2 separate regions of the Mus musculus genome follow, and region 1 is linked to region 2. The links are chromatin loops, found by intact Hi-C in ENCODE. Cell type or tissue: gastrocnemius. All regions are shown on one strand. Each heading gives the region's core, and the rest is flanking DNA. Links, peaks and the distances in the headings are about the cores only.

The links. Hi-C counts contacts between places; a loop is a spot of excess contacts. Peaks named below come from ENCODE experiments on the same cell type or tissue, not always from the same donor. Only the 100,000 strongest peaks of a DNase experiment are listed, where the experiment ranks them.
Region 1: a loop joins it to region 2, with 2.2 times the contacts of the local background. A loop is called at or near these places in 1 of 42 quality-filtered maps.

The regions. Positions count from the first base shown.
Region 1 is chr9:96,590,384-96,606,413 of GRCm38, reverse strand. It overlaps Rasa2 (RAS p21 protein activator 2), which reads left to right. Exons shown (of 24, transcript NM_053268.2): 3 at 218-321; 4 at 3,607-3,701; 5 at 14,388-14,464. Among named protein-coding and RNA genes, the nearest start is that of Rasa2, 33 kb to the left of the region's middle. In gastrocnemius, for the core only: a CTCF peak has its summit at 6,427 (motif pointing left); a DNase peak (open chromatin) is centred at 10,424.
Region 2 is chr9:96,631,772-96,647,801 of GRCm38, reverse strand. No RefSeq gene overlaps it. Among named protein-coding and RNA genes, the nearest start is that of Rasa2, 8.3 kb to the right of the region's middle. In gastrocnemius, for the core only: no CTCF peak of the experiment used is centred there; DNase peaks (open chromatin) are centred at 8,125 and 8,983.

The DNA of each region.
Region 1 (16,030 bases), core at 2,963-10,962, 41 kb after region 2:
CAAAGCTGTATGTTTAGAATTCATTTGGCACCTAAAGTCTCCTCAGTTCACCTCGATTTGTATAGAATTTGTTTGAAATTCTCAAGAATTTTAGTTTATAATTTCATGGATGTTTGTTGAAAGTAAAATTTGAATGTGATTTTATTATTGGTACCATTTTAATAGTGATAATAAATATATATTATTTAATATAATGAGATTTCTCTTTTCTCTCTAGTCCATATTTCAGTGAAGAATTTTATTTTGAGATTCCAAGAACTTTCCAGTATTTGTCTTTTTATGTTTATGATAAAAATGTTTTACAAAGAGATCTTCGTATAGGTAGGTACTATTCATAATTATTTATAATTACAACATTAGTATTATGTTCATTCTTTCTGTAAGTCTTTGATATCTGCTTATTAAAGTAAAACCCATCAGGCATAGACGTTCACACCAAGAGACTGGCAGAAGGTTGCTGTCTGTCCGTCCATCTCAGGCTCTCTATTGTGACATAGAGTTGCTGTCCATCTCAGGCTCTCTGAGTTACAGAGTCAGACTTCCCATCTAGAGAAAAAGAAAACCAAACAAATATTTTTATTAAAAAGCAAATACTAATTTTAAGAAAAACGATTTGTAGTTAAAAACAAACCTATAGGGCATAAGCAGATAATTTACTTCTGAAATGTTATACCCGGGGTCTGGGTTGTCCTTTGGGAAGATGAAGATGTCAGGTGTATTTCCTGTGATCTGAAACATATAGTAGGAAAGACTCGTTCCTGTGCGGCTTTTAGGCCATGCTTGGTTAAATAGTCTTAAGTTGAGGCAAGGTGGAAGTTGAGTCACTGCTTGTAACTGCACCGATGTGATTTTTAGAATGTGGGCATGAATTGCTCAAAGGAATAAGCATCCACATAAATATTTTAAAACCCTCCCTTTTAAGGTTGAGGACTTGTCTTGTTTTCCCTTCATTTCTCAGCTTAAAATTCAATTTAAAAGCCCTGAAGTACATCTTTCTAGTGTCACTTTCTACAATTCTAACTGTCACACAAAGATTTTTTATCTTTGTATTAGATTTCACTCAAAATATTTAAAAGAAAACAGATTCATAGGTTTAAAGATTTTTGTGTTTTGAATTTTGTGTGTTAATAGACTGATTGGATTTTCAGTCTCTTGAGGACTATTGCTGCAGTTGCCATTCTACTACAAATCTGGTTCCGTACTTTAATGTTTGTTCTTTAAATTATACATCTGAAAAGCCAGGCGTGGTGGCGCACGCCTTTAATCCCAGCCCTTGGGAGGCAGAGACAGGTGGATTTCTGAATTCGAGGCCAGCCTAGTCTACAGAGTGAGTTCCAGGACAGCTAGGGCTACACAGAGAAACCCTGTCTCAGGTATTGAGTTTTAAGTTATAAAGAGCTAAACATAAAACTGTAATATGTTTTTAAAAGTTTAAGTAACAACTTTATTAAGGTATAAGTTATATACCACAAAATTTTTTGTTTTAAAGTATATTATATTTAAAACTTATTTTTTAAAGACTTAGAGAAGGGATCATTGTACATTTACATATTATACACATACACATGCACATATCAGAGCAAAACATACGAAAAATGATAAGATTTTTGGAAATCCTGGGTAAAGAAAATAGTTTTATGTAGTGTTCTTGGCAGCTGTTTTTTAAATTTGAAATTCTTTCTCCCCCCTCCCCTTTTTTTGAGACAGGGTCTTTCTTTACAGCCCTGGCTGTCTTAGAATGCACCATGTAGACCAGGCTGGCCTAGTGCTGGGATTATCAAGATAAAATATTTGTAAAATTTGAAATCACACAGTATGACAATTGTATAATCACCACCTGCTTCCAGAAAGAAAAAAAATACACACACATACACGCACATATGTTGTTCTGTTTGTTTTTCTATCTTCCTTTTCACTTGATAATTTAAAGTTGATACAGCTTCACATAAAAATTTATCATTTCTGTTTTCAACTGTTGAACTAAAAGTAAGGTTATGTTGTAAGACATAACATACAGTTTGGGATACTTAAAAGGAAAGTATGTGTGGAGCAGAGACTGGGGGAACAACCATGCAGAGACTGCCCCACCTGGGGACCCATCCCATAAACAACCACCAAACCCAGACACTATTGCAGATGCCAGCAAGAGCTTGCTGACAGGAGCCTGATATAGCTGCCTCCTGAGAGGCTCTGCCGGTGCCTGGCAAATACAGAGGTGGATGCTCACAGCCATCCATTGGACAGAGCACAGGGTCTCCAATGAAGGAGCTAGAGAAAGGACCCAAGGAGCTGAAGGGATTTGAAGCCCCATAGGAGGAACAACAATATGAACTAACCAGTACCCCCAGATCTCCCAGGGAATAAACCACCAACCAAAGAAAACACATGGTAGGACTCATAGGTCCCGCTGCATATGTAGCAGAGGATGGCCTAGTTGGTCATCAGTGGAAGGAGAGGCCCTTGGTCCTGTGAAGGTTCGTTGCCCCAGTATAGGGGAATGCCAGGGCCAGGAAGCAGGAGTGGGGGGTTGGTGAGCTGGGGGAGGGGGGAAGGATGGGGTTTTTTGGAGGGGAAACCAGGAAAGGGGATAACATTTGAAATGTAAATAAAGAAAATATCTAATAAAAAAAATCAAAAAAAAAAAAAAAGACATAACCTACCGTTGGGATACTTAAAAGGAAAGTATTTTTAAAACAAGGAAAGACGTGAATTACTCTTAAACTACCCTGTATCTCCTTTGTTGGAGCTTTTGTGCGGTCTTTGAATGGTTAGTCACATGCAAAACGATGCTTCCCAGGGCTTGCATTGAGGAAGGAAGTGCTTTGCCCCAGCACACCAAGAGCTTCATCTGAACATTATTTGCTTCTTCTCTCCTTTCATCCTCCTTTGTTCACGGTATTTCCTCTTTCCCTGAGACACAAGCGCTTTAGGGAGCAGCTTTGATGGCTAAAGCAGTAGAGCTAGCTTAGTAATGTTTGATAAAATGATCTTTGAGGTACTTTGCACATTTGTTAGTAATAGGTAAGATACTGTTTGTCCTTTCACTTAATTGGAGCATATAACTTCTTATTAAATGCAGGTGTTACTGCTCAGAATTAACAGCACACACACTTCATCCACAGTGCTTCACAACCTGGAAAATTATATAGCATTGCCATTTAGATTCTGTTTTTATCCTGAATATTAATCTGAGGAAGTGCTAACACACCATAGTTACATTAAGTCCAGCTGAGTCCTTCTACTGCCCTGATTCAGAATGACCCACAAAAGGGCCTTCCAGTGGGCAAGCAGAAACAGGACATTTCTTCTTTAAGGTATAAGAAAAAACAAACTTTATAGAAACAAATTTTTTAATTCTGTAATCTCAGCACTCAGAAGACTAAAGCAGGAGGATTACCATGAGTTTAGGTCTATCTTGGGCTAAATCGCAAGTACCAGGCTAGCCAGGGCTACATAGCAACATCCAGTTTCAAAAAAAGGAGTAACGGTGGATTTTTATATCAGCACATACAAATTAAAATATTTTCTGTAAAATATATAACAATGCTTATGAACCATAAGGTTATATAAACTATGGTTTCTCATCACTTTATTTATTTTCTGTAGGAAAAGTAGCCATCAAAAAAGAAGACTTGTGCAGTCATAGTGGTAAAGAAACTTGGTTTTCACTGCAGCCGATTGACTCAAATTCAGAAGTTCAGGTAAGTTAAATAATCAGGAGATTATAACATGAAAAACCAGTGAAAACCAACTAATTATACTAGTTTATACTGATAGAACTTGTAATACCTTATTTTACATTCTAATACCAAACATAGACCTTAAAGTAATAGAGAGCTGGAAGGAAATGGCTTTTCCATTTGGATTTTTTTTTATTTTATGGATATATAAGTACAGTGTAACTGTCTTCAGACACACTTGAAGAGAGTGCCAAATCCCATTACAGATGGTTGTGAGCCACCATGTAGTTGCTGAGAATTGAACTCAGGACCTCTGGAAGAGCAGTCAGTGCTTTTAACTGCTGATCCATCTCTCCAGCCCTCGAGAACCAACTCTCATCTCTAACTTCCATTCATGTGCACGGCACCTATATACATACATATATATACATGTATCCATACAGGAATTAACCAGAAAATAATAAATTCTCATTTGAACGCATTTACTCCATTTGTAATAAACTAGATTTGTGGAGAAAAAAATGTTCCTTATTTAAACCATGCCTGAATCTGCAATGCATAGCCTTCATTCCTACCTCCCCTCCTGTTTACCTCCTTTTATTTGAAGGGGTATAATTATTCTTGTTAATCTATTCTTTTTCCCCTTGCCACATAAAAGGCCTTGTATAAATTCTATATGTGAACAGAAATGTATTGTTGAAGTTTCTAAAAAGCTTAAGTCTCTATGACTTAAAAATTAATTCTAAGGGAATCAATCTCTCTCTCTCTCTCTCTCTCTCTCTCTCTTATTTCTTTTCTTTTTTTGTAAACTTATTAACTATGGTAATGATTGTGTAGCCATTCACAAGGGCATAACTCCAGGCAGGATTCTTTGTCTCTTAAGCAGGCTATAATTTGCTGCTAAGACTCAGAAGTTTAAAACAAAGAGACAAAAAGCATACCCACAGATACTTTGCAAATAAAATACGTCTCCATTTCTTCATAACCTTTTATGCAGTCTCTGTGATTAAATTCTAAAAAAAAAAAAAAAAAAAGTATTGTGTGCAAAAATCCCTTCTTAAATACAGAATATAGCTAAGTACTTTTTCTGTTTTATCTACTCTACCCCGTTTTAATCTTCTGTCTGTCCATTTGACCATATGTATCATTCAGCTCTCAGGAAGAGCATTGTTGGTGCCAAGGGAGAAGCCATGTGAGGAAGTAGAATGGGCTGATGGTGTTTTCATATGTTCAGTTTAATGACCTTGAGCTTCATTTCTGTAAAAGGAGAATAAAATTCACCATGCTTGACTAATATGGATCGAGAATACTTTAAAACTTGATTTAGGGCTGGGTTGTAGCTCAGTTGGTAGAGTGTTTGGCTCGCATGTACAAAGTCCTGAGTGCCATCCGCAGTACCACAGAAACTGAATGTTGTCCACGCACATTTGTCACCTCAGCACCTAGGAAGTGAAGGCCGCCAGGCTGCATAAACCCTGTCTTTAAAACAAACAAACAAACAAAAACCTGTTTGCTTCTATACAGATGTAAATTTATTACCACTACTCAGTCTGGTGGTGCCCTAGTTAGGGTTTCTGTTGCTGCAGTGAAACACCATGGCCAAAAGCAAGTTAAGGAAGAAAGGGTTTAGTCGGCTTACGCGTCAGTTTCCAAAAAAGTCAGGACAGGAACTCAAACAGGGCAGGAACCTGAAGACAGAAGCCGATTGCAGAGGCCATGGAGGAGTGCTGCTTACTGACAGCCTGCTTTCTCACAGAACCCAGGTTCACAGACCCAGGGATGGCACACCCTACCCACAATGGGCTGGGCCTTCCCCCATCAATCACTAAGAATCTTACAGCCACAGCTGGATCTTATGGAGGCATTTTCTTTCTTTCTTTTTTTTAAGATTTATTTATTTTATGTATGTGAGTACACTGTAGCTGTACAGATGGTTGTGAGCCTTCATGTGGTTGTTGGGAATTGAATTTTAGGATCTCTGCTCACTCAGTCCCTGCTCGCTCCGGCCCAAAGATTTATTTATTATTATACATAAGTACACTGTAGCTGTCTTCAGACACACCAGAAGAGGGCATCAGATCTCATTATAGATAGTTGTGAGCCACCATGTGGTTGCTGGGATTTGAACTCAGGACCTTCGGAAGAGCACTCAGTGCTCTTAACCACTGAGCCATCTTGCCAGCCCCCATGGAGGCATTTTCTCAGTTGAAGTTTCCTCTTTTCAAATAGTTCTAGCTTGAAGATAGTTGACTTAAAACTAGCCAACACGGGTGGCTTTCTAATATAGCTTTACCAGATTATCCATTTTCAGTTTTTGACACATGACTTAATACATTTTCCATCTACGCCCACATGGTGTCAGTCATTTGAGTATGCTGCTCATGTGTACTTGAGGTTGGCTTCGATCTCACAGTGCTCTCTTAATATTGGGATTCTAGGCGTACACCACTGCACCCATCTAATCTGTCAGTGATTTGAACAAGAGGAAAGAGAAGAAGAGGCTTGTAAGATTTTGATCTGAAATGGAATTACTTAGAAGATTCATTACAGTTTATTTATTTATTTATTTATTTAGTACGTTCTTAATGACCAGCATACATTTTTCTAGATTTAAGAATTTGATTCTGGGGGCTGGCGAGATGGCTCAGGTGGTAAGAGCACTGAGTGCTTTTCCGAAGGTCCTGAGTTCAAATCCCAGCAACCACATGGTGGCTCACAACCACCCGTGATGAGATCTGACGCCCTCTTCTGGTATGTCTGAAGATAGCTACAGTGTATATATTAATAATAGTAAATCTTTGGGCTGGAGTGAGCAGGGACTGAGTGAGTAGGGTTCAACGAGGACCTGACCAGAGCGAGTAGAGGTCCTAAAATTCAATTCCCAACAATCACATGAAGGCTTACAACCATCTGTACAGTGACAGTATACTCACATACATAAAATAAATAAATCCTTTTAAAAAAAGATTTTGATTCTGAAAATATAGAGCTCTATGTGTTCTTTGTGTAAATCTTGGAGGTGATACCAGAAACTAATACTAGAGCACAGGCTTTATCTGACAGTGTATCTATAAAGCCATTATGTTTTATATATAGTATTGGCATTTACATTTTTAGTACTGTTTGCTTCCGTGCCCATTAGTCATTAGCCTTTCCAGAACTTTTATCTTAAATGGTAATTAGTAAGACTTACCCACTACTTAAAATAGATTTTAAAAGAAAAATGCTGTAGGAGGTGGGAGGGAGGGATAATACTTTTCAGGGTAATATGCTATCATTGGGAATATTATTATTTAGCCACAAACAATCTGAAAATACCACACTAGCCTTGTGAGTATAAAAGATTTGAAAACAGCTTGAAACTAATATAGAGCCTACTCAGGTTTTGTTGTTTACCCTGTATAAGTTTTATAATATCTTTTAAAGACATGCAAAAAGAAAAATAGATGGCAGCATAGAAAGCAATGAGATTACATTTAGCCAGGACTCAATCTAATGATTACTTTTAGTAATTATAAAATATGTACCAAGTATAGCCGTGAGTACTTAATATACATTATCTCATTTAAGGCCCATAGTAGCACTATGAGGTAGGTATATTAACCTCATTTTGCAGATTATATTAATAGGATTAAAGGACTTAGTCATAGAAGATGTGATCCCATTAGAGATCTGCCTAACTCCTAGTCACAGCACTGTGCTGTCTTTCAGTGACGTGTACTCTTAGTTATAGAAAGAATTCAACAGATTAGAATTGCTCAGGGAGCATCAAAATATAAGAACAGAAGCCTACCCAAATTAGTGGGCAAAGGGGAATGCATTAGAAAGTGTGTAGGGAGCTGTTTGAAGTCAAATTACAGGAACTTCCTCGGGAATGTGAGCTACATAGTTCCCAGACATTTGCACAGATACTTCGTGGTAATGGCAGTTAGGTTCTGACAGTAGCACACAAGATAGAAATTCACATAAGTTAAAAATGATCCTTGAAGTGACTAAGTCTTCATAACATGGTTGACTGCCACAGAGAACATTAGTTTTTATCTGGGGCTTTGATGAACAAACGCTGTGTAGTGTCATTCTTAGCAGTAGCCCCAACTCGGCAGCAATGTACTGTAAGGCAGGTGAGACCTGTGATCCACTGGTTGATTTTTTTCATGTTTGTGGCTTTTCATTTTTCATTTTGAAAAAGGAATAGTTATGTTTTCTTCTTTCACTCTCTTTTAAATAACTATATACTTGCAAAATAAAGAGTGTAGCCGTGAATTAGTTAAACCGCTTTGGCTCCTAGCAGGTTGCGCTCTCACTGTACCCGCCCAAGAGCTCAGATTCCCAAATAAAAGACAAACACACACATGCCAGTTAATTTTGATATGCTTTGACTAGCTGAATGGCTGGACACTTCTAAACCTCCCCATGGCTAGCAAACACTCCCCTCTGATATTTCTGAGTTAACATCTTTAAAAATCTGTATTTCATCTCTGCTACCCCAGACCCAAGTGGGGAAGTGGCCCCAGATACTTATTTGCCTGCAGGCCTATAAGTTTCATCTTTTTGCTTCCCCATCCTTGGGTCCCTTGTCCACACAAGTCTCGCCCCATCTCCCTGTCCAACCATTGGCTGCACAGCAATTCTTCATTATCAGTCAAAGCCAGTAGGGGGCAGGAATCCTCAGGTATGAAGAAAGCATGACTTTTGGAAGCCAAAATAAGACCAAACATTAGAACCAATTTCCAACAAAAGAGAAAAAAGATTCTGGGTGTGTGTGTGCAGGTGCCTGTGTATGTGTGAGCTTGTGTATTTAGAGAAAGAATAACCTTGGGTGTCATTCTTAAAGATACTTCAACTCGGTTTTCAGACAGGGTCTCTCAGTGGGACCTAGAGATCACTATTGCTAGGCTCGCTGGTCAGCAAGTCCCAGTGATCTACCTGTCTCTGCCTCCCTAGGACTTCCAAGTACAACACTACAACCATCTTTGTTAAAAATTATTTCTTTTTTTTTTTGAGATTATACTATAGTTATATTATTTCCCCTTTCCTCTTTCCAAGCCCTCCCATATATCCCTCATTGTTGTTTTTCAAATTTATGACTTCTTTTTTCATTAAATGTTGTTAGGGATGTGTGTGTGTATGTCGGTGTGTGTGTGGGTATGGGTGTGTGTGTGTGTGTGTGCTCGCGTGTGCGTGCGCGTGCGTGCGCATGTGTGCATATATTCTTAGCATGACTACCACCTATTTAATCTGTATAAGGCTGGGCTGACTGTTTGGTGTCAGATGCCCAATTGGTGTAGCCTTCTGGGTAAGGGCTTCCCCCGCCTGGGCTACCTCACCCCAGCCCACAAAGGCGTGTCTGTTGTCATCCTTGTTCCGCTTGTATTTAGGCAGTCATTTCTGTGAAACTTCATGGGTGTACCTTCTGACATTACTGGGAGACATAATTCCATAGCAAACTCTCTGATCCTCTGGCTCTCACAGTCTCTCCACCCCTCACTCCCCTTTCACAATGATCCTTAGGTGCAGGAGTTGTATTGTTGATGAATCTGTTGGGACTGGGTTCCACGGCTCTGCATTTTGTTGGTTGCGGTTTTCTGTAATGTTTCTAGTCCTTTGTAAAGAGAAGTTCCCTTGATATGCAGGATGAGGATATAAGGGCAGATATTCAGAATGTATTAGATACCCATCTTTATTTATACACCTGTTTTCCTGGGTGGCTGGTGGGAGTTACTCATCTTCAGGCAGGCATGGCAGACGCTTTAGCAATTGAGCTATCTCCTCACTTAATGATTCCTAAAGATGTCAACCATTCTTTTTATATGCCTAATGAGAGTACATATCTCTTCCTTTGTTTCTTTCTGTGAGTTTACTCTTAGTGCCTCTTGTAAAATGCTATATTCATCTTTAAGTCTCTTTGTCCATATACCTTCCTCATCCTCAAAGATCTGACTCAATTTACAGAGAGAAGTTAGCTAAATTTTTGTCACTGTCCACTAAAGTCTAATGAGGTTGGAGACATTGCAGGGCAGTTCATTCTGGAGTCTGGGTTAGGCCCGTTTGTTTAGGGGATTGAGTGGATGAAATGATCAGCATCTTTATCTCGGAGAGGAAGCAGTTTAGTTATCTGCCATTACCACTAATTAGTATTTGTAACTCAAATCCGTACCGATTTGTTGGTGGAAGATCACTTATGGAATGAGGACCTCGGTGTAAAGGACCACGTGTCTGTGGAGATCCAGGAAGTGACACGTGTAAATGTCGGTCACTCCTTGAGTGAGGAGCTTCACTAGTAACTCCCATTTCATACCACGCACTTGATTGTTATCTTAGCCTTTTACTTTATCTCTTGCTTATTGGACTTACTGATTATTTTCTTCTTAGAAGCTCATGGTAGCAGGATTTAATGAGTGCATTTTCTACCTTTTTGGACAGAATTTTAATTAAAAAAATACTTTATGTGTATGTATGTTTTGCCTGCATGTATGTCTGCACCACATGTGTGCCTAGTGTCTGTGAAAGCCAGGTGTTGGACCCTTTTAAACTGGGGTTTCAGACAGTTATGAAATGCCTTGGGGGTGTTGGAACCAAGGTCCTCTGCAAAAGCAAGCAGTGCTCTTAAGTGCTGAGCCATGTCTTCAGCTCCTTGGCAGGATTTTTAGAATATTTATTGTCTGTGTCTGTGTCTGTGCCTGAGTGTATTAGGGGCAGCACGTGTGTGCAAAGCCCACAGAAGTCAAAAACTGGCATCCGATCCCCTGGGGGGCAGGAGTCGGATGTGGTTGAGAGTCCACGCTGGGTTCTGGGAGTCAAATCTGAGTCTTCTACAAGAGCAGTGCTTGCTGTCTGTCAACTGCTGAGCCATTTCTTCAGCCCCTTTTCTACCTTTTTAATAAAATACAAATCTTTTTCTTGACTCTGTTTTTTGCCATTTTCCCCTCTGACATGAACCCTTTTCTTTTGAAACCATTGTAGTGTGCCTTCAGACTCGCTTCTTGGGACTTGATGCCCCTAAGCAAATGGGCACGTCACTTTTATCAGGGCTCCACTGGCTGCCTGCTGCTCTGGTTTTGAAGCGTTCTCTTCCTTAGGCTCCAGTCCTGGTTATGATCCTGGCTGTCAGTCTGTTCCAGTTGGTGTACATTTTCTTTATTCTCTTCCATACAAGTGATGATAATACAGCCATCCTCTTAGCTGTGAGATGCTGAAACTCACACCTTATAAGCATTGTTCCATTCTTTATTTCCTAGGTACCTCGATAAAAAACATGCTTTGCATAAGACTGTTGATTATGGGTGGGGTCTCACACAACATGTACAGGCAGCAAACCCACATGTTATGCCAGATGCAATGTTAGTTATGTCCTTTCGATGCAATTACTTAGTAAGTCTTATCCAACAGGATAAGCTTGACCATCTGGATCATACTGTAAGTTATCGATCGGTATATACTTTTTCTTAATGGCCTTTGTTTTACTGTTTTGTTTTTTTCCGAGACAGAGTTTCTCTGTGTAGTCCTGGCTGTCCTGGAACTCACTCTGTAGACCAGGCTGGCCTCGAACTCAGAAATCCGCCTGCCTCTCGAGTGCTGGAATTAAAGACGTGCACCACCACTGTTTTAAATAGCCAGTTAAGAAGAAATCAAGACATTAAACACATGTTCAGTTAAGGGATCATAATATAAAAGCATAATTCATTATTATTATTATAGATTGATTTTAAAACTTTGTGAATTTGTATATGGGAAGTAACAGAAATGAGCCATTCTATTTCTTTTTAGATTTTTTTATTTTTTTGAAAAAAGGTCTCACTATATAGTCTTGATTGGCCTGGAACTCACTGTGCAGACAAATTCAGATCTGCTTACTTCTACCTCCTCCTGAATGCTGGAACTAATGACATGTGTGGGCCACTGTGCCCCACTCTTTATCTCATTATTAAATTATTATTTAAGGAGAAAAAAATCTTGCCATTAATATAAGAGATATTATAAAGTAAAGTTTTGTCTTTCATCTGACAAGCAGTTGTGTCTAAAATTATTTAGAGGCAATTTCTATAACTAAAGCTGTCTTAGCTGCTGTAGCGATGCATGATGCATGCCTGTAGCTCCAGCCACTCCAGAAACTGAACAGCTTAGGCAGTGTAGCCAGACCTGAACTCAAAACAACCAGTGAAACTCTGTCGGGAGCCATAACGTCGTGGTGGTGGTGGTGGTGGTGGTGGTGGTGGTGGTGGTGGTGGTGGTGGTGGTGTTAGTTGGTTTATTTGTTCCTCGCCTCATAAGTTTTTTAAACCAATTGAAACATACAGAGTTCTTTTTTATTTGTCTCTAAGGTCTGTGTGTTTGTATGAGTATCTACATGTGTGCATGTGCACCGTATGCCTATTTGGTACTCTTGGAATCCAGAAGAAGCATCGGGTGTCCGGGAGCTGGAGTTACAGACATTTATGATTGGCTGTGTGGTGCTGGGGTCCTCTGTGGGAGCAGCCAGTGTTCTTAACCAGAGAGCAGTCTCATGCTGAAACAGTCTCAGTCATTTTTATGAGGAAATTCTCAATATTTAAAATGTTCTATGATTTAAAGACTATTTAGATGTGAGAGGATTTTATCTTTATGCATTATTTTTTGCCTGTTTTTACAAACCTGTTTTCTGTGCATTTTTTGATACCAGGAGATAGCAGCTGCACTAAGGTTCCTTTTTATCTTTTCAGCTGTCTCACTAGTGCTTTGGTATGCTGTCTTCTTATTTATCCAACTGATATGTTTTTAGGAGATTTTGAATCTGTAACGTAATGTCTTTCACAGGTCTTAGAAAATTTAAAGCAATTCTCTCTGGATTCTCCCGTCTCTGACTTTCTGTACTGGGATTCCAGGCTCCCTGTACTAGAACCAGACTGTTGTGTATGTGTCTTATGTCTCCTAAGCGCTCCCCTCCTCTGTACTTCATCATGAACATTTTCTATTGATGAGCCTTTCACTCCTGTTTATTCTCCTTTAGCTGTGGCTGATCTGATGTTAGATATATCTCATTTCAGTTACTTTAGTACTTAGCTCTAAAGTTATCATTTAATTCATTTATAGTTTCCAGTTATTTGCTAGATTTTTCACTTTATTTTCTGTTAGAATAAAAACAAGGCAAAATAAACAAACAAACAAACAAACAAATGGGTGGTATATATTTTAAGTTTGAGGCTGGCCTGGACTAAATAGCGAGACCCTATGTTAAAAGAAATTAAGATAACTATTTTAAACTCCCACTCCACTTACAGTCTTCTGTTCTTGTCTCTCTCTCTCTCACACACACACACACACACACACACACACGTAACACTAAAAATTACTACATAGTATAGACCTTCAAGGTCAGTATCAAAACGCAGAGGTTGTAAATGCTCAATGCAGGAATAGTGAAGGACCGAGTTTGTAAGATATATATGATTTTATCAGTATTTATACCTAAATTTTTTTTTCTGGACTATTTTTTTAGTTCCATATTTATACCTAGATTTTTTTTCTGGACTATTTTTTTGGTTCCATATTTATACCTAGATTATTATTTCTGGAATATTTGTTTCTGTTTAGTTCCAACTCTACATGACTGCTCGTTTTCTCATTGACGCCTTTTGTTGTTTGCGTTAGAGCGTATCTCTCTCATTCAGACCTTTGCACTATGACTCATAACTGTATATTGCTCATTGTGTAGTAGTCATCTAGCCTAAAGTTCACAGCTAATGGTCCTGAGATTCAGTATCATAAGAAAAGTCGGCATAAAGTAATAAAGGTGATTCAGATTATATCTTTAAATGAATGTCTAGAAGGGCTCTGAAGAGAAGCTGTAACTAGAGTGCAAATATCCCTACCCCTGATACTATCACTCAGTACACCAGGCCCTAGACATCACACCCCAAGATCTCCACTTGGCACTGGGAATTTGTCTTGTCAGCTATGTGGAGGTAAGGCAGCACTAATTGTTAACCGGTTTAGGATTGCTCATCGCCAGTAAGCAGAAGAGATACCCAAGCTCTGGATTACATTGTCCCTAAGCTCTTTCTTGAGGAAGCTAATGCCTTGAGTTCCTTAAAACGTACTAAATTGCGCTTTCAATTCATCTCTTACCAGCTGTGTGTAAGAGAGAACTCTATTTTATTCCAATTCTTCCATCAGTGCTTTGACCGTATAGTGTCACTCTTACAGTCTCTCTGGCTAGGTCATGAGCTTCTGGTCAGTAGTGACGGTGTCTTACACAGCTGTTTGCTCCTGTGTATTCCCATAGGACTTCCTAAAACATAGCAGATTCTAAATCAATCTTCAGTAGTTGACAAGGTATATTTTAAAAAACTGATTCTTACTATTTTTAACTTAATTTCATAGCTTTAGAAATTAATTTATTTTATGTTTTCAAAAAATATAAGTGCCTTCTTTAAGGAAATACTGTGGTCATTGCAGTATATAAACATTTATTAAGCAGGTATAAAGTTCCTAAATTTCTACCTGTCATATTTCATATAAATATTAGAATGTTTTCTCTCAGAACTTTGCTATATATGCGCATGCATGCACATACATTGGTGATTATTAGCCATTTAACAAATAAATCTATGCAGAGATATGTAATAGTGGTTAGTGAATAATTATGTGTGCCATTTGGATAGAAGTACATTGTAATATTTTGTTAGCAAAATAAAATAGACTGAGTTTGATATTTTCTTTTTGTCCTAGGGAAAGGTTCACCTTGAGTTAAGACTGAATGAGCTGATAACAGAGAATGGAACCGTGTGCCAGCAGCTTGTTGTACAGTAAGTATATCCTTTTTATTCATTTATTTGTTTTTGTCAAAACCACCTAGAAATAATTCTGTTTTATACTCTTAGACTAATTTCTTATTTTAAATATTTTAGAAACTTCAAAATAAAGCTCTCATGCATCATTTCTTTACCAAACTGAGAATCCAGCTTATTTTTTCATTTAATCCACTTAAGCTATGGCAAGTCATTAATTACTCAACAAAGTTTTAATGAATGTGGGTTGAGCAACAAATGTATGTAAGCATTAAGGCATGAAGGGTCATAGGAAGGAGCCTCTGGCTTCCTAGCTGCGGAGACTCAGAAAGTGTTTCCAGGGGATTCTTCTCCGAGCACTCAGTCACTACGCAGAGCTTCAGGGAGCCAGGGATCAGGGTGAGGAGGTCATACGACGTGATGCTCAAACTACGTGACCACCTAAGATTGCTAGCACCTTTCCCTCTAGGAAGCTCTCAGTAGTCAGTCCAACTCTGTTGTGAGGTCATGTTCTAGCCTAGTCTTCTACTTCTTGCCTCTGTAAACGCTTGCTACCAAGCGTTTCTCATTCTGGAACTTTCTGTGTCTTTGCCTCAGTTGATATCTGAATGTCCCTGAGGTTATGAGGTTCATATCTACATACCTTAGGAAGGAGTTAGAGCAGTTGTTACTTTCCTATTGCTGCTCCACACTATAATTCACTCTCCTAATGATGAAAACCCCAATTCCTTGAAGCATTGCCTTTCTGTGTTGTGTGTACTATATGATCTGAGGTGTTCAACTTCTTTCTGCTTTTATTAGCTATCTCAACTAATAAATAATAAAGAGACTAAGCGATTTTTGCTGTGTGTGGATGACTTACCAAAACAGTATGCTTAAGGCATTTTTTCCTAAAAGCTTTATAATCATGGTAACATTTAATAGATTAATAAAGTAATAAAATTTTTTTATTTACTAACAGTTTTTGTCTTACTGATTTTCAAATTCCATTTGCCTATTGAAAATAGTCCAAAGCCAGGCATTGTGGTATGTGCCTTTAATCCCAGCACTCAGGAAGCAGAGGAGGTGGCTCTCTGTGACGTTGAGGCAACCAGGGCTACATAGAGAGTTCTAGGACAGCCAGGGCTACATAGAAAGTCCTAGGACAGCCAGCCAGGGCTACAGAGAGGGTTCTGGGACAGCCAGTGCTACAGAGAGAGTTCTAGGACAGCCAGGGCTACACAGAGACCCTGTCTTGACAACAAGAAAAAGACAGTAGAAATGAGTGTGCAGACTTCGCCCGCAGACTGAGAGCCTGTAGTGGAATTCTTTGGATAAGGCCCTCCTGCTCCTCCCTTCCCTGCTTGGGTTTAGTGACAGTAGTCAGTCATTTGAAGTACTAGTAGTTGGATTAGCTTATTTGCATACTTGTTTAGGTTTTTCTCTTGGGTGCTTGGCTTAGTTTTTATTTATGTATATTGTGTGCTTGTGTGCGTGTATGCCATACATGTATAAGTCCTTACAGAGGCCAGAGATGTTGGATCTCCTGAAGTTGGAGTCATAGGCTGTTGGGAGCTACCTGATTTGAGTACTTGGAACTTACCT
Region 2 (16,030 bases), core at 3,268-11,267:
AGCATTTTCATGGGTTCTGGGGATGCAGACACTACTAAGATATCTCCCTGGCTGTCCACAGCATAAAACAAGCACACCGGATGGAACAGCTGCCCTGATTAAGACATGATCACGATGGACAAATATGGCTTCCCTGCATCCTTTGCTCCCCAAAGTGAAGTCCCAGAGTCTAACTCTTTGTCCAGCCCTTTCACACAGGGACTAAGAGCTTTGTTTTGCTTCATTGCAGGTAATATGCTCACCAAGAAGGACTACTGGGATAAGGTGTTAGGGGACGATCGCATAATTTCAAATTTTTATTATAATCTCCCCGGCTGGATTCCCATCAGCCCTCTCTGTCTCTGTGAAGATATTTCCAGACTTCAGTCCTAGGAATCTACACTATATAGGTTTAAAAACAACAAAACAAACTAGAATGCTTAAATTTTGGGTGATCACTGGTTCAATTATCCCAAGAAACTATAAATTTATCCAAACTTCTATTTCTTTTCTGGCCACACAACCTTGCCTTTTCTCTGAAATGTGGTCCTATGTTCTGGAAATTAATATCATCACCTCATCTATGTGGTCCAAGATATTGGCCTGGCTTGCTCCAAACCCTTACATTTCTCTAGAGGGACATATCAAGTCAATTGTCCAGAGGCAGAGCACATGGCCAGAGGCACTTGCCAGCAGACTTGGTCCTTGCACTAAGGCTATCAAAATCTCCACTGCCCTTGGGGGAGACATAACTCATTCCTTCAGTAACAACAACAGCAGGCAAGGCCACCCCTCCAGGACTCCAGACCATTGTCCATCAGGTGATTTGTGAATGAACAACTTGGCCCTTATAAGATGGAGGAACAACATCAGCACCTAATGTGCAAAAGTCAAAGGTGCAGCCAGGAGGAGCTGTGTTGGGCTTTCAGTGACTGACAGATGGTGGCTTAGACAGGAAGAGAGTCTCTCTCTCTCTCTCTCTCTCTCTCTCTCTCTCTCTCTCTCTCTCTCTCTCTCTCTCTCTCAACAAATGGACTGCAGGAAGCAGTCCACAGCTCGTATAGAAACTCAGGGTTTCAGAACTTTTAGGTCTTTTAAATCTTTGTGTGATCACAAGACGGCTACTGAATTTCCAGGCAAATGTTCTTGTTTAACAAAAGGAGATGACGGGGCTATGGGAGAACATGGCAACTGTCTTACGTATCCTTCCTAACGGAGAACACAAAATCTTTTGGAAGATCAAAGAGGACTCCCTCTCAAGTCTCACTGAGTCATAGAACCAGCACAAGCTGACAAGGAGCCTGGAACACTCAAGGGAGAAGTCTGGGAATGTTCGTTGCTTTAAGCATGACACAAACGTTACATATGTATACTGGCACCTTAGACTAGTGCAGTCCTGATGGTGAAAGAGGGGAAACCCCAAAGCTGAGAACTGATTTTACAAGTCTTTCAGCCCACACAGTGCTGCTTTGGAACTAGAAATTGAAGAGTGACCATTCTTGCCAGATTTGCCCCGTGGGTTCTGAAACATGATGTTCTTGGCTTGGGTCTTGACCTTCTCTCAGCAGGCATCACAGGGTAGTGAGAGTCCCATTATATGACAGAAGGAAGACCATAACCACCCCATCCTCTTCACACCATACAACAACCCCCAAGATGCCAATGGCAACCCCATGGGCCCTCCTAGAAATCAACAACTGGGGAGAGACTGAAGGATTTGGGCAGGTGACAGGCAGCCTCAAGATGGAAAGTTTTGAATTCAATTTGTAGTCACAGAGTGACAGGCTTACCTGGAGATTTCTTCCTAAGTCCAAAAACAGCTTATAACAGTGTATTCACTTTTCCTACATTCTGCAACAACCCCCCCACACACACACAAAAGGAAGATGTTTATCTCTAAGCCACTGCTAAGAACAGTGTATAACCAGTGAGCTTCTGTCCTCTGCCCTCTCTGCCAAATATGAGCTGCTTGTGACACACAGCCCAGCCTAGCCCATGGTGAAGACTTCAAACCCCATGCCTTGCCTCTTTCCCTTTCTTCTTCCTCACCTGACTTCTGACATCTTGCATGCCCTCTGGCCCGAAACTTTTAGCAAAGCTCTTGCTTAAGCCCTCTGTGATCACCTCGGTGGTGAGCTCTGGTTTCTCTTACCAGCTTTAGGTGCAGAGTTCTGGCACACTGTTTAGCCACTTCTCTGAGCATCCCATTGTATGCCTTTGTTCATCCACTCTTAAATCATTCAGTTGATGCCTCCTGTGTCTGTTTCATTTTCCATGTACGTATGAGTCAAGGGCACAGTATTGTCCAGCTTTTGAGAGTTGCATACACAGCTGAACAAAGAGGACTTGTGAGTTTGCAATGAGCATTGCAGGCAATGTCTGTATGTATACACAGGGCATCACACTAGACCAAAGGAAGATGCAGGTCTATGGGGCAGATGCAGAAGGAGCCTTGGGCAGCAAATGTTATCAAGTTATTTTTACTTGAACATAGGCAATACCATAGGAAGACAGGAGGAGTGGACAGTCCTCTCTGACTTCATGGATACTGATCCCCTCTCTCACAATAAAACATTGATTTGATCCAGGCTACTTGCTAACAAGCAATGCAGGTTATCCCATGATGAAGGGCCTATCTTCAGGCCCAGGGATATTGACAATAATTTGATTAAGATAATTTACACATTCAGAATGATTGTAATTGAGTCTTAAGGGAAGAAATCCTGTGGTCAATGAACCCCACCACAAGATGTGGGTGTTTCCAGCTATAACAGCCACTTCATGATTATGAAACAAAAGCCAAGAATATTACAAAGACACCAACTCCCCAGGGCCACCTCCAACCTCAATAACTTCTTTTTCTTTTCATTTTTTTTCCACTATGATAAATACATATCACATAAAATGTGTCATCTCGGGACAAGAGAGATGGCTCATGCTGCTCCTGCAGGGAACCGGGGTATGGTTTTCAGAAACCATATGGTAGCTCACAACTACTGTAATTCCAGTTCTGAGGGATCCAGTGCCCTCCTCTGGCCTTTGTGGGCACCATATGCACTTACATATACACAGGCAAACTATTTACACATATAAAATAAAATTAAATAGAATTGTTTTCAAGATCACCACCTTAACATTGGTAAGCACATAGTTAAGTAGCTAAGCACATTCCCATTGTGAATAGCTTTTACCACCATCCATTCCCAGCGTTCCTTCCATGTACAAGACTCAAACTTCACCTCCCCTTCCCCAGGGCCTAGAAATCCCATTATGCTTCTCTTTGTATGAACTTGAACCCCTTAGGTACCACCTATAAGTAGAATAACAGTTTTGGGTTTCTTTGTTTGTTTGTTTGTTTGTTTGTTTGTTTTTAAGATTTATTTTATGTATATGAGTACACTGTAGCTGTGTTCAGACACACCAGAAGAGGGCATCAGATCCATTACAGATGGTTGTGAGCCACCATGTGGTTGCTGGGATTTGAACTCAGGACCTCTGGAAGAGCAGCCAGTGCTCTTAACCACTGAGCCATCTCTCCAGCCCCCTAGAATAACAGTTTTATGCTTTGTGACTTGGCATATTGTCTTTGAAGTCCATACTGTAGTATGTGTCAAAACTTCCTTTTTTTTTTTTTAACAGTTGAGTAATAGTCCGTTGTGTGTCTAAACTGCAGTTTGTTTTTCCATTCATCTTTTAGTGAGGGCTCGGTTGCTTCCACTTTTTGGCCCAGGTGAATGATGGTGCGGAGGAGATTAATGAACAAGTGACTCTTCAAAACCCTTTAACCCAGAAGTGGTAAAATGGATGGCAGTTCTTTGTCTAATTTTTGGAGTAACAGTAAACATTTCTTCTCAATGAAAAAAAAAAAGATATAATTGTTTACAACATTTATCAACATTTCTCTGTAACAGCCCAGGTCTTCTAATTGTGCCCATGAAGGATGGGACTTGGAGGGAAAGTTGAACAGAGGAAGTTGTGTAGACACAGAGGTGCCCTGTATAGAGACCCTGGGTTCATTTAGGGTATTGCAGACAGCTTGGTACATCAGCACAGTAGAGGGATGTACCGCACTTTGCTTGAAGCAACTGGAACCTCTGCTTAGTTCAAGAAAGATATGACTACTTCAAATGTGTTAGATAACTAAGAATTTCTTGGAGAATCAAAGAGTCAAACTGCAAATGTTCTATCCATTTAGAACAATAGCCAGTTTACATGGCCAGTGTGCACAGACACTGTGATGTGTGCAGGAACAGTGGCCCCCTGCTTCACTTCTACTAGCTGAGGTCTTTCTGAGACATCAGACTAACTTCACCTTCAAAGGTGCCTTCTCCAGCCCTGCCTTCTTCCCCACCTTTCTGTGAAGAGAAGTATCAGTTAGGTAGATGCATCCCATCTGTCAGCAAGACTGTAACCTTGGCACAGCTTCTCCCAGGCCAAAATCTACAGGACAGAATTCAAGGATATTCCACAAAATAATTGACATGAATCCATTAAGACATCAAGCCTTGCCTCCCTAAGTGTTTTGCTCCTGCTGGCTTGCATTTATGGCACTGGAAAGTACTCTGCCATAGAAGGGTAGCCATCAACCCAGCTACAAACCCTGTGATCTACCACAGCATGCCTGCAAGTTATGCTGGTACAATAGTGGCTCAAATGTTGTGGGAGTAACCAATCACTCCCTGGTTGGATTTAAGGCAAACTTTATGAGATGGAACCCTTTCCTGTCACCACTTGAGTGGCAAAAAACTGAGACTGGATAGGCCTTATGCCTAAGGGGAAACAAAACACTATTGCTCTATTAAAGGGACACAGTAATAAAATGACTTCTATGATATTCTGCTATAACCATAGATCAGTGTCCCATTCAGACATCACCAGAGAGGAGGTTTCTTGCAGTAGAGAAGAGCTGACGACAGAGACCAGTAACCGGACAGTATGCAGAAAGTGAGACTTTGGAGCACTCGATCCTAAATGGGATGTCTTCATCAAACCCCTCCCCTCAGGGAATGAGATGTCTTCATCAGACCCCTCCCCTCAGGGAATGAGATGTCTTCATCAAACCCCTCCCCTCAGGGAATGAGATGTCTTCATCAAGCCCCTCCTCTCGGGGCTCCACTCAGAAGAGGTGGCAGAGAGATTGTAAGAGCCAGAGGTGATGGATGAGGTCAAGGAAGCAGTGTCCTCCGGACACAGCAGGACTGATGCACACATGAACTGTGGCAGCATGCACGGGGTGTGCATAGGTTCAAGCCAGATGAGGTCCCAGCACTGGGGAGGGGTGGTGGTGGTGGTGGAGGTAGACATGGGTTCCCACTCCTAACCGAGAAACGGCCTGCGATTGATACCTATTGTCAAAGGAAAAGTTAGTTTTCCTCACTGGAGTCTCACTGGGTACATTAACTATACTTGGGCGGAGGCATCGTGCCACATGGATATTTTTTGTCTTAGTGGTCTTTTGTTTGTATACTGTTGTTTTCATTTTTGTGTTCTTGTGGGGTGTGCATGTGTGTGTGTGTGTGTGTGTGTGTGTGTGTGTGTGTGTGTGTGTTTCTTGTGGGGAGGATCTGGAAGTGATTGGGCCGGGAAAGTGTAACCAGAATATATTGTATGAAAAATTATTTTTTTTCAATTAAAAAATAGGAAGCCTGAGAAAGACATGGTAAAATTGAAGAACTGTTCCAGATTAGAGGAAAACAAAGACACCCGGTGGATGCCATTGAGATCCAGGACTTTCTATGAAGATTACTGAGTTAACAGAACAATGAATAAAGCCGGTAGATTTGCTAGGGTATTTAGCAATATTGGTTTTCAGACTTTGTAAGTGTACTAGACAAGGTAAGAGAACTCTTCAGTTTAGAACCATACACTATTTAGGGATAGAGAGCCACTGCTGCCAAAGGGTTCTGGAACACAGAAGGAAAGGTAACGGCGAAGCCAAGAAGAAAGTATTAGTGAGTATTACTGAGTCAAGGGCATATATATATACCTGAAATTACACCTGAATAGAAAATTCCTTAAAATAATTCATTTGGTGCTGGAGAGCTGGCTCAGCGGGTAAGAGCACTGACTGCTTTTCCAGAGGTCCTGAGTTCAATTCCCAGTAACCACATGGTAGCTCACAACCACCTGTAATGGGGATCCAATGTCCTCTTCTGGTGTGTCTGAAGACAGCGACAGTATACTCACATACATGAAATAAATAAATCTTCTGAGAGAGAGAGAGAGAGAATTTTAAAATAATGCATTTCCCTGGGGCTGCGGAGATGGCTCGGTAGATAAAACTCTTACTAGAGAAAGCATGGGGTCTGGAGCTCTGATGCTGAGGGCCCGCATGAAGGCCAGCTAGGTATAAAAATGCATCTGAAGTCCCAGACGGTTGGAGGCAGAGACGGGGAAACCACGAGACAAGCTTGCTACCTAGACTAGCCAAACTGGCAAGCTCCAGCTTCAAGATCTTGCCTCAGTAACTTAAGTGAAGGATAGAAGACAAGGAGACCTGTAACCCCCTAACCTCCACACAAATGCACACAGCTACAACAATACATGTTTGGGCCCGAAAAATGAGATGCAGGTACCTGTGGTTGTCAAGACTCAGTGACATTTTGTGCTGACTTGGAGTCAAGAGTTTCCCTCTGTTCTGGTGAACTGAGCACCTGGGTTCAGGCCATCTAACACCTACCTTTCTCAATGGGATGACGTCAGGCCTCACAAGATACCCCTGAAAGCGCAACCATTTGTCTGCCTTCCGCAGGAACAGTAAGTTATTCAGATTCCAGGCTCTAATGGTCCCTAGGAATGAGAAAGTTCCCTGAACCTAGTGCCTTCTGGAGGGAGTGTGAAATCTGTATGTATACAGGAGTGGCCTTTGGATTTGATGTAGGATGTACTTTGCCACCCTGATTCAGCCTAATCAACTTCTTGTGTCTCAGCTTTCCTAGGTTTTTCTATTAGTAAAAAACCAGAGATCATCTCTGAACTACCCACCATTGCACTTTGAGCGTCCTCAAAGACCCCCCCTTTGGTGGTGCTGTGGTTTCTTCTGTTGTCTGGGGTGATAAACAGCAAGGTGACCCTCCCCTCTCCACTAGCCTGCAACAGAACCACACTGTAGCTGCCTCCTCAATTCCCAGTGTGCATGGAGGACACCTGCTCATGATTTGTAAGAGTCTGAGCCCTACTCTGGGGCTAGTGTTAGACATGTTGCTAGTCTCTTGTAAAAACATAAGAGATGTCTCTGGAGTGTGGAAGTCTGTAGGAATCCCAAGGTGAGAGGCTGAGGCTCTTGCTCTAGGTAACAGGAAAGGTAGACAAGAGAGCAGAAAAGACATGTTCCCCTAAGGACTGAGCTGGTGGGCTAAGGAAGTACAGAAGCTGAAGGGTAAACTGAGGAATGTGGGCGATGCATGTTTGCAACAGGCAACCAGCATCACTGGTGCATGGGGGAGGGGGACTGCTAAGAGCACTGTTTGAGTCTGAGCAGCAGTGACATGCCATCTATGGGGCATTCTCTATCTTCCCCCTGGACCCTGACTCCCCCAGAGAAGGTGGACACCTCAGTGAGAACAAAAAGAGGCCAGAAAAAGGGCAAGAAAGTCAGCAGTGTCCTGCTTCAACTCTGCTGTTAGCCTCCCAGATGGTGACAGGCCTGATACAAAGGAGAATAGAAGCCATAGCTTTGACTGTTCTCCTCAAAATGATGCTTAAATTGTTGAAATGATATTTCGGGGGCACCTAAAAGAGGCTGAAAGGGTGGTGGAAATGGTACCATGCACTTAGAGCTAGAAAAGAAGTAACATCGGGAGAAGAAGGCGAATAAAATTGTTTTGTTGCCTGTTTGGAGCCCTGCATACCCTTGGCTACTGCAGAGTTGGGGCTCTTCACTCAAGGGTCCGCCCCGCCCCGCCCCGCCCCGCCCTGCTAGCATGTCCTCTTTCCTGGAGGCCTGTTCAGTCTCCAGATTGGTGTATCTACTTCTCTACTCAAATACTTCTCTTTCTGCTGCTCTGGGGCTAAACCCCCATTCAGCCCTTTCACATCAAAAATGCCAAGGAAGTGGCTCAGAAATTGTGCATGCCATCCAACATGTCTGTTTGCCAGCACTGACCTCCCCCAGTCCTCACCACTGGAAAACTTCCCAGTGGGCAATGGGGCTTCTGAAGATGCTAACAAAGAGGACCGACTGGGACTGTGCTCTGCGGGCAGGGTGCATTGGCTCAAATCCTAGAGAGTCTGTGTGGGTCAGCTTTGCTCAGAGACAGCATGAGAAGAACAGTAACAAATGCTGACGTTAGCTATGAAGTGTTGTCGCGTCTAGTGGAGCATGTAGCATCTACCTGCAGAGGCCGGCTCGAGGAGCTTTGTCAGTATTTTACGGCCAGCACACTGCCTGTGCTTTGTAGAGAGAGAAGAAACTCAGCAAAGAATTCCCCTTGTGCCTGAATCCTTGACTCTTAGCCCTCATTGCCCTTCCATTCCCAGCTTTGTTTCATGAGGGACTTTGGGTCGGCTCTTTAGCACCCTTCCCCCCAGTTACGTTTTATTTGCTTGCATGTGTGTGCCTGGAGGCCGAAGAGGCGTTGGATCCCCTAGAACTGGAGTTACAGACCATCATGAGTCGTCATGTGGGAGCTGGGAATTGAACCTCAGTCCTCTGGAAGAGCAGCCGGTGGCTCTTAACCACTGAGCCGTCTCTCCAGCCTCAGCCAGTTCTTCGTGAAGTTATACTCTCTCTTGGCTGAGACTTGAGAAGATTTTGAAAGTATCATTTAACCAACTACCATTCTAATGTATTCTCGGGGCACTAAGGAGAGGAGGGGGCACCGGAACTTTCTCTGAGCAGAGCCACGTGGGTCCACATTTCCTTGACTCCTGGAGGTGCCCATGCGGATCTGTACTAGCCAGGTTAGTGACAGGAACACTGGGAGGCCCTAGCAGTATCTTAAGAGTGCGGGACTCCATTAGACCATGTCCTGAAGGTCCCATGGCTGCTGGGTTGGCAGGGGCTGCCTGGCCTGAGGTACTCTAGCCTGGCACTTAACTACTGAATAACTGATGGGTGGCTCTGGGATGCTGGATGAGTGGATAGGGCTGCCCAGACAAATGAAGAAATGTCCTGGCACAGAGTCCATGAACCAAGTGCAGAGTTGCTCAACGGTTCCACCCTTTCGTGGCTGTTGTTTTATCAGTGAAAAGTGACAAGAAGAGTGGACTGGAGGAGGGGTGAACGCACCATCATAATTCAAAAGGAAGGGAGCCTCGGGACACCTGAAGTCACTCTGGCCAAAGGGCATATGCTGCCTTATGCTCCCGCAGCCGGGCCTTTAACCGCTTCCTCCAGGAGCTAAACTTCTTTGAAAGTATTTTAAACAGATGAGCTGGAGCCTTCGGGATAAAAAAAAAAAATGTCCACATATTTTACCAGTTTTGTCATGGCCTTGTTTGGTTCTGAAGTAAAATCTTAAAAGCTCTCTGAGTCTTTCATCAACTTCCCCATGTCCAGCTTTGCTAAGAAGAAAACTGCTGCCTGGACTTAGAGGAAGAGCGAATAACTAATTCACCAACGTATTAAGATGGGATGAATGGGGGCACCAGATCATCACTGATGAAAGCAACTTGCCTCCCAGCCAGTCTAGGGGAAATGATTCTTCCTCATTAGTGCACAGATATACGAACATGACCTACATTTAACTACTAAAAAAGCACAAACACATCTCCTGACTTATCAAAGAAACACCAGTAACCTGGGGGGCCCAGGGCGTCAGCCAACCCATTTGAGCCCAGCAGCCAGGAGCCAGGAGCCAGTGGCTCTCTGTGAATTCCAGGCCAGCCAGGCCTACAGAATGAGACCCTGTCTCAGAAGTAAAATAAAACAGAGGCTGGAGAAATGGCTAAGCCATTAAGAGCGTTTGTTCTTGCAAAGGACCTGAGCTTGGTTCGCAGTACACTAATGGAGGCTAGCTAACAACTATCTATAGATTTAGTTCCAGGGGACCCAATGCCCTCTTCTGACCTCTTCTGGGTGCCAGGTACTCGTGTGGTGCGCACATACACACATACATGCAAGCAAGCAAAACATCCACTAGACACATAAAAAATATTTAAATGAAAGTAAATATTAAAATATAATAAAATTAAAAACTTCGGACCAAAAGATAGCTCTTACAAGTCAGTTAGAGGCTAGTAATAGGATGTATTAGTATTCAGAAATAGGATGGAACTGACCAGCTCTAGAAATAGTTTCTAGCATCAGGATGTATTCATTTCATTAACAGAAACGGCAATTTTCACACATCGCACCTTGAATGAGCTGACTTGTGGTTTGAAACAAATGAATGGGCTTAAAACTAGCTAAGAAGTCAGAAAAGACAGGGCAGTGAATGACTGCTCATCAGAATAGAGAAGAGGTGGGGAGAGATAGGTTTTAAAGACATTCATTAATAATATGGGGAAGGAAGTGAACTGCAAGATCGTGTCTGCTGCAATATTGTTCCCGTTACCAAACACAGTGAGGAGAGGAACTCTAGACGAATTTAAAACCCAGCGCACAAAGCCATAGACAAAATGAGATGGAAAAGCAGTCTTGCAGCTTGGATGCAGACCTTAGTCTGTAAAACTCGATTCCTGAATGCTTTATATTAAGGAACAAAGACTAGTGAAGATTTCTGCAGCACCAGTTGAAAAAAATGTCATTCCTAAAGTGCTCCTTCAGAAATGAAGTAATTAGAAGTGACTTGGGATGAAAAGGAAGAGGAGCTGGAGGGCCTTAGTGGAACAATGTGATCATTTCAAACTCCACTACAGGAAGATGTCCTGGGAGGGAAAATTAATGTTACTTCAAATAAAATTGTTTTTATATGTTTTAGTAACAAACTAGTAACAGAGTTCATGAAAAACAAGGGAAGTTAGAAGAACCTACTGTAAGCAACAGTATTTTTTCAAAGAAAAAAAACAAAACAAAACAAAACAAAAAAACAAAAGAAAAGCTAGCTTTGGAAGTCTACCTGGAGGATGTCACAAAAGTTTTCAGGTCAGACGGCTTCCATTTGGACGACTATGATAACAAATTACAAGTGAGAAATTTCAGAAAAGGGAAGCGCCACGTCTGCAGAGCAGAGGAAGTTAAGACATCACTCATTCATGCGTGAGCACACTGAAATTGTTAAAGAATATGGAGTGCAGGAGATAAAACCCCTCGTCGACCACCTCTCCCTCCATGGGAGGGGGTGGGGAGGAGAGCTATGCAAAGCTGCCTCTCTCCTTGTGCTAGGAGGGTTTCATATAATAGAAGTGATCAGTACTATACAATGACTCACGTGAGAGCCACTGCCCAGGAGAGAAAGGAGAGGAAAATGAGGCAACCCTCGGCCAGACTTTTTTCTCTTCTCTTCTCTTCTCTTCTCTTCTCTTCTCTTCTCTTCTCTTCTCTTCTCTTCTCTTCTCTTCTCATTTTCTTCTTCTTCCTTTGTTTCTTTGTTTCTTTGTTTCCTTCTCTCTTTCTTTCTTTCTTTCTTTCTTTCTTCCTTTCTTTCTTTCTTTCTTTCTTGGAGACAGGATAGCTGTGGCTGGAATGGAAGTTGATATATAGACCAGGCTGGCCTTGAACTCACAGATATTGGCTTGCAACTGCCTCCTAAATGCTGGAATTAAAAGCATGTGTCTCCATGCCTGGTTTAGGAAGCCATTCTTAACAAGTTGTTGGGGAAAGTGGCTCAAAGTGACTGAGGTAGGAAAGGTTCGACACAGGCTGGGTCCAATCTAAGCCCTGAACACCTGGCGGAGGAATGTGAACTTCATTCATTAGTCATCTGTAGCTGGCTTCCTGACCTGCACTGCTCGATTGCTTGGTGACTGATACAATGAATGAAGCCATTCATAAGGTTTTTATTGTTGTTGTTGTTGTTCTTGTTGTTGTTGGCTTGGTTTGTTTTCCACAAACCAAATAAGCTTCCTGGGTTTTGCTTTAGATTAAGATTCATTGGTGCAGAACAGGAATGAACGAGGTGGGAGACTTATCACATGCGTTCATGTCAAGAGCTTGATGTGGCATTTACTGAACTAATCCTACTAGATACGTCACAGACATGTTCTCAACACTTACTTAATACTATTGATAATCCTTCAGAGAAGGAAGACCCAGTGTAACATTTCAGTTCTGCATCAGAGAAGCACATGCAGATGTTTAAAGCCATAGGTTAGCTCTGTTCTTAGATGCTAGTCAGAAGCCTCCTTTTGCAGTGGCCAGAGGTGGATGCAGAGATTCACAACGGGCCAGAGAGCTGAGAATCTGGGACTGAGAAATGCTCAGCCCTAGATGAGACATCCAACCACTTCTGAGGTCCAGAGGACTTCAAGGAGGGATGGGGCAGGAAGGAGGATGGGGAGGAGAGCTATGCAAAGCTGCCTTCTGGACTTGACACGGCCTTTGTGCTCATGAACTCCAAGCAGCTGTGCTTACCTACACACGATTAACCGGGTCAACATTCCAGCCCCGCTGTGGGAGGGGCTCGTGAGCACCTTCCCCTCTCTGAGGAGCTGTGTAGGTAGTTAATGAATGGCTGCTGGGGTAAGGGGAATCATTTTCTTGAGGGGTGCAACCACTGTTCAGTTGCTCCAATAAATAAGCCTTGATCCACAGCCCTAATTAGAGTCTATGGCATGATTGGGCACTTGTGCAAAAACACACACACAGAGTCACAGACAATTCTCTCTCTCTACACACACACACACACACACACACACACACACACACACACACACACACACACAAGGATGAGGACTTTTGGGGGGGGAAAGAAGGATCTCAGTAGGAGTGGGAGAGGAATAAGGGGGTGAATAGGATCAAAATATAGTGTGTGTGTGTATGTGTGTGTGTGTGCATGTGGTCGTCAGAGAATACATTTTAAGAAAATATGTTTAAAGACTAATTTATTAGGTATCTTATGTATGTGGGTACTTTGTCTGCATGTATATATCTAAACATCAGAGAGGGCATCAGATCCTATCATAGATGGTTATGAGCAACCATGTGGGTGCTGGAAGTTGAACTCGGGAAGAGCAGCCAGTTTAACCACAGAGCCACCTCTCCAACCCCAAGTGGGGGAAAAAGTCCTTTTACAAAGCTTGAATATCACTCCTAAACATCACAGCTGTAAAAGGATAGGATAAGGTTTCGTATAGGATCTACAAAGCCTTGTCTTTGAAAAAAATTGTATTGTGGACACTCTTCAGATGAAGTCTTGTTTTTATTTTTAAAGAATTGCCATGACAGAATGGAAAGGAGAAGAGAGAGAGAGAAAAAAAGAAGTTTCATCAGAGGGATGTGACAACCAGAGACACTGTGAAGAGAAGGTCTAGGGAAATCAGTCTCCAGATGAAGGAGAGTAGAGGAGGGAAAGGCCAACCGAAACTAAGGATTATGAAAAGGTCACAAGTAAACCAGATACTTGATATGATAATTTAAAAATTGAATTAAATAAAAGGAGTTTGATGGAGGTACCCTGTGAAAGTAGATAAAACTTGCGCAGAGAAGCTAAAGGTCATCAAATGCAAACCCTGTGCTGGGAGTGGACCATTTCTGTTGTTGGTCCCACAGGCCCACCAGGCTTCCAAGCAATATAAGCAATCACCACTGTGGTTGGTAGCCCACCAGAACTAGACTTGTGAAGCCGAAGATACATGTGCTGAAGAGACCACAGGGCATACAGACATCAAGGTGAGGCAGAGAAGGCGCTTCCTCCCAGCTAGCTAACCCCTCATCATGCCAGAAGGTGCTATTCAGGCTGCTGGTAGAGAACTGTCATCAGTAATCTTACTCAGCTGGGGTCCCTGCTTCCTACATCACTGACCTGCCAGGCAAAGGGCACCTACTGACACACTAGTGGGAAGTCTGCTATGGGGGTGACCAACCACTTCCTGACTGCAACTCCTTCAGAGGAAATTCACATCTGGTACTATAAACCTGTTAAAAAGCCTATGGCTGGGGAAGTCACAGCCCCAGTAGGGCAGGTACAGATGTTGTTCTGCTAAACAGATGTGATGTGTGCACCAAGTTGCTTTCCAATAATTGTGCTTGTGCATAGGAATTCGTGAGGATGTCATGTTTGCTTCGAGAAGTCCACCCCCTCATGGGCAGTATTAAACGCAGAGATTCATAACTAGTCACTGAGAATAAAAAACTGGATGCTCAGCCTTAAATAAGACCTGTATATCACCCCCCCTCGGAGGAACGTTGAGGAAAAGATGGGAGAAAGAGTGTAAGAGTCAGAGGATAGAGTGGAGTGTGGTGGAATTTTCTTGGCATGACATGACATGGCTGTCACATTTTTTGTACAAAGATATTTCTATTTGTATGTGTATGAGTGTTTACTTGCATGTATGTATACCATAATGAGTGCTTAGTGTCCCTGAAGGTCAGAAGGAGTAGGATCCCCTGGAACTAGAGTTACAGAGCATTGTGAGTTGCCACTTGGGTGCTGGGAACTCTTCTCTAAGTGCTCTAAACCCTTCAGCCATCTCTTCAGCCATTCTACCTGACAGCAGCTGTGGTTGTCTGTACTATACAAGATCCGTGCAATACTGGGAGCCAACATCCTGTGGTAGGGTGCAGGAGGATTTACAAGGATTTTTGACAGTTGACGGTTGCCGGAAGAGACATTTTCTTCAGTAGTACAGCCACTGTTAAGTTTCCTGTGCTCCTGTAATTAATCTCTCGTCTATGCTTCTGGAAACAACTCTCATAAACTCATTGAACTAAAAAAAAAAAAAAAAAGTCTTGCTGGTGTGATGACTCAGTGATTAAAGGTTCTTAATACCAAACCAGATGGCCGGGTTAATCCCTAGGAAACCCACGGTGAAAGGAGAACCACCTCCCAACAGCCATCCACTGACCTTCCAGGGGATTGGAGGGGAAGAAAGCCAGCTGGGAGGAGAGGAAGGGGGTGCAGGGGATGTGGACGGCGATGAAGAGGGTATTGAATACTATGCATACATTAAACATGTGTATGAAAACGGTATCACACCATGACTGTGTATAAGTAAGACATACCAATAAAGCATTAAACGTTTTAAAATAGAAAAAGCCAGTCTCTGGCCTGTGGTGTGTGAGCTCTGATTTGGAAAGAAAGGGAAATACCATTTGGAGTTTCTGTTTGAAACAACAAAATGCCTGGAAGGAGAGGTAAGCTCACTTTCTCCAAGGCTGTATGGTACAGGACAAGGGGCACCCTCATGCATCACCAGCTGGACTGGAAGTATTGCTCGGTAGCCTAAGACATCCAGCAAGCTTAGGTCACTCCGTCTGCCTGACTGGCCTTGGCACAAGTGGCTTCTGGGCTTGCTTGTCGTCTGTTCACTCTTCCCAGGCAGGCTCTCCTTGACTCTGTTTCCACAACTTGCTTCTTCTCTCTGTGTGCCCTTCCAGGTTGAGGTGCTCATGGTCTTGGCGCCTTCTGCCCCGTCTTTTTGCCCTAGGGCCATTCCTATATGTCTGAAAACATTCCTTGACTGGCTGACTCTAGCACCTGGCAAAGAACAACCCTGCTCTATTAAATCAGTTTCTTCCTTCTTAGGGCAGCGCAGTTAAACCTCAGGACCAGGAAATCATCCCTCTCCTCACATACCAGGGTGTTATCCACACAGTTTACTCACTGTAAATAGTTCCCTTAAGATAGTGGCAACAACTAGTTGAAGATTTACAAACTTCCCAGGGCCAATCTACTTTCTAAAAAGCCTGCTTCTGGGAGTGGGAAAGAGGTCACCGTTCCGATTCTGAAATGCAAAACTGGTGATAAACTCAAAATTTCTCTGGGTCTCAGACAGGACTGGACGGAGTCTGTGGTCCTTTTCTTGACCCAACTTTTTGCAGAGCAATGTTCCCAGAGCAAAGGTTGAGTATGTGGTTTGTCCCCCACGTGCCGCACTGCGGGAGCATCTAGACACCGCTGGAAGAGTCTCTAATACATCTCTTGACGTTTGCCAAAATGCCAAACTTTTTCCTGGAACCTGGAGTCATTCTGACTGGGGACTTTTCTTTTCCTTGAGCATCTGGGGACCT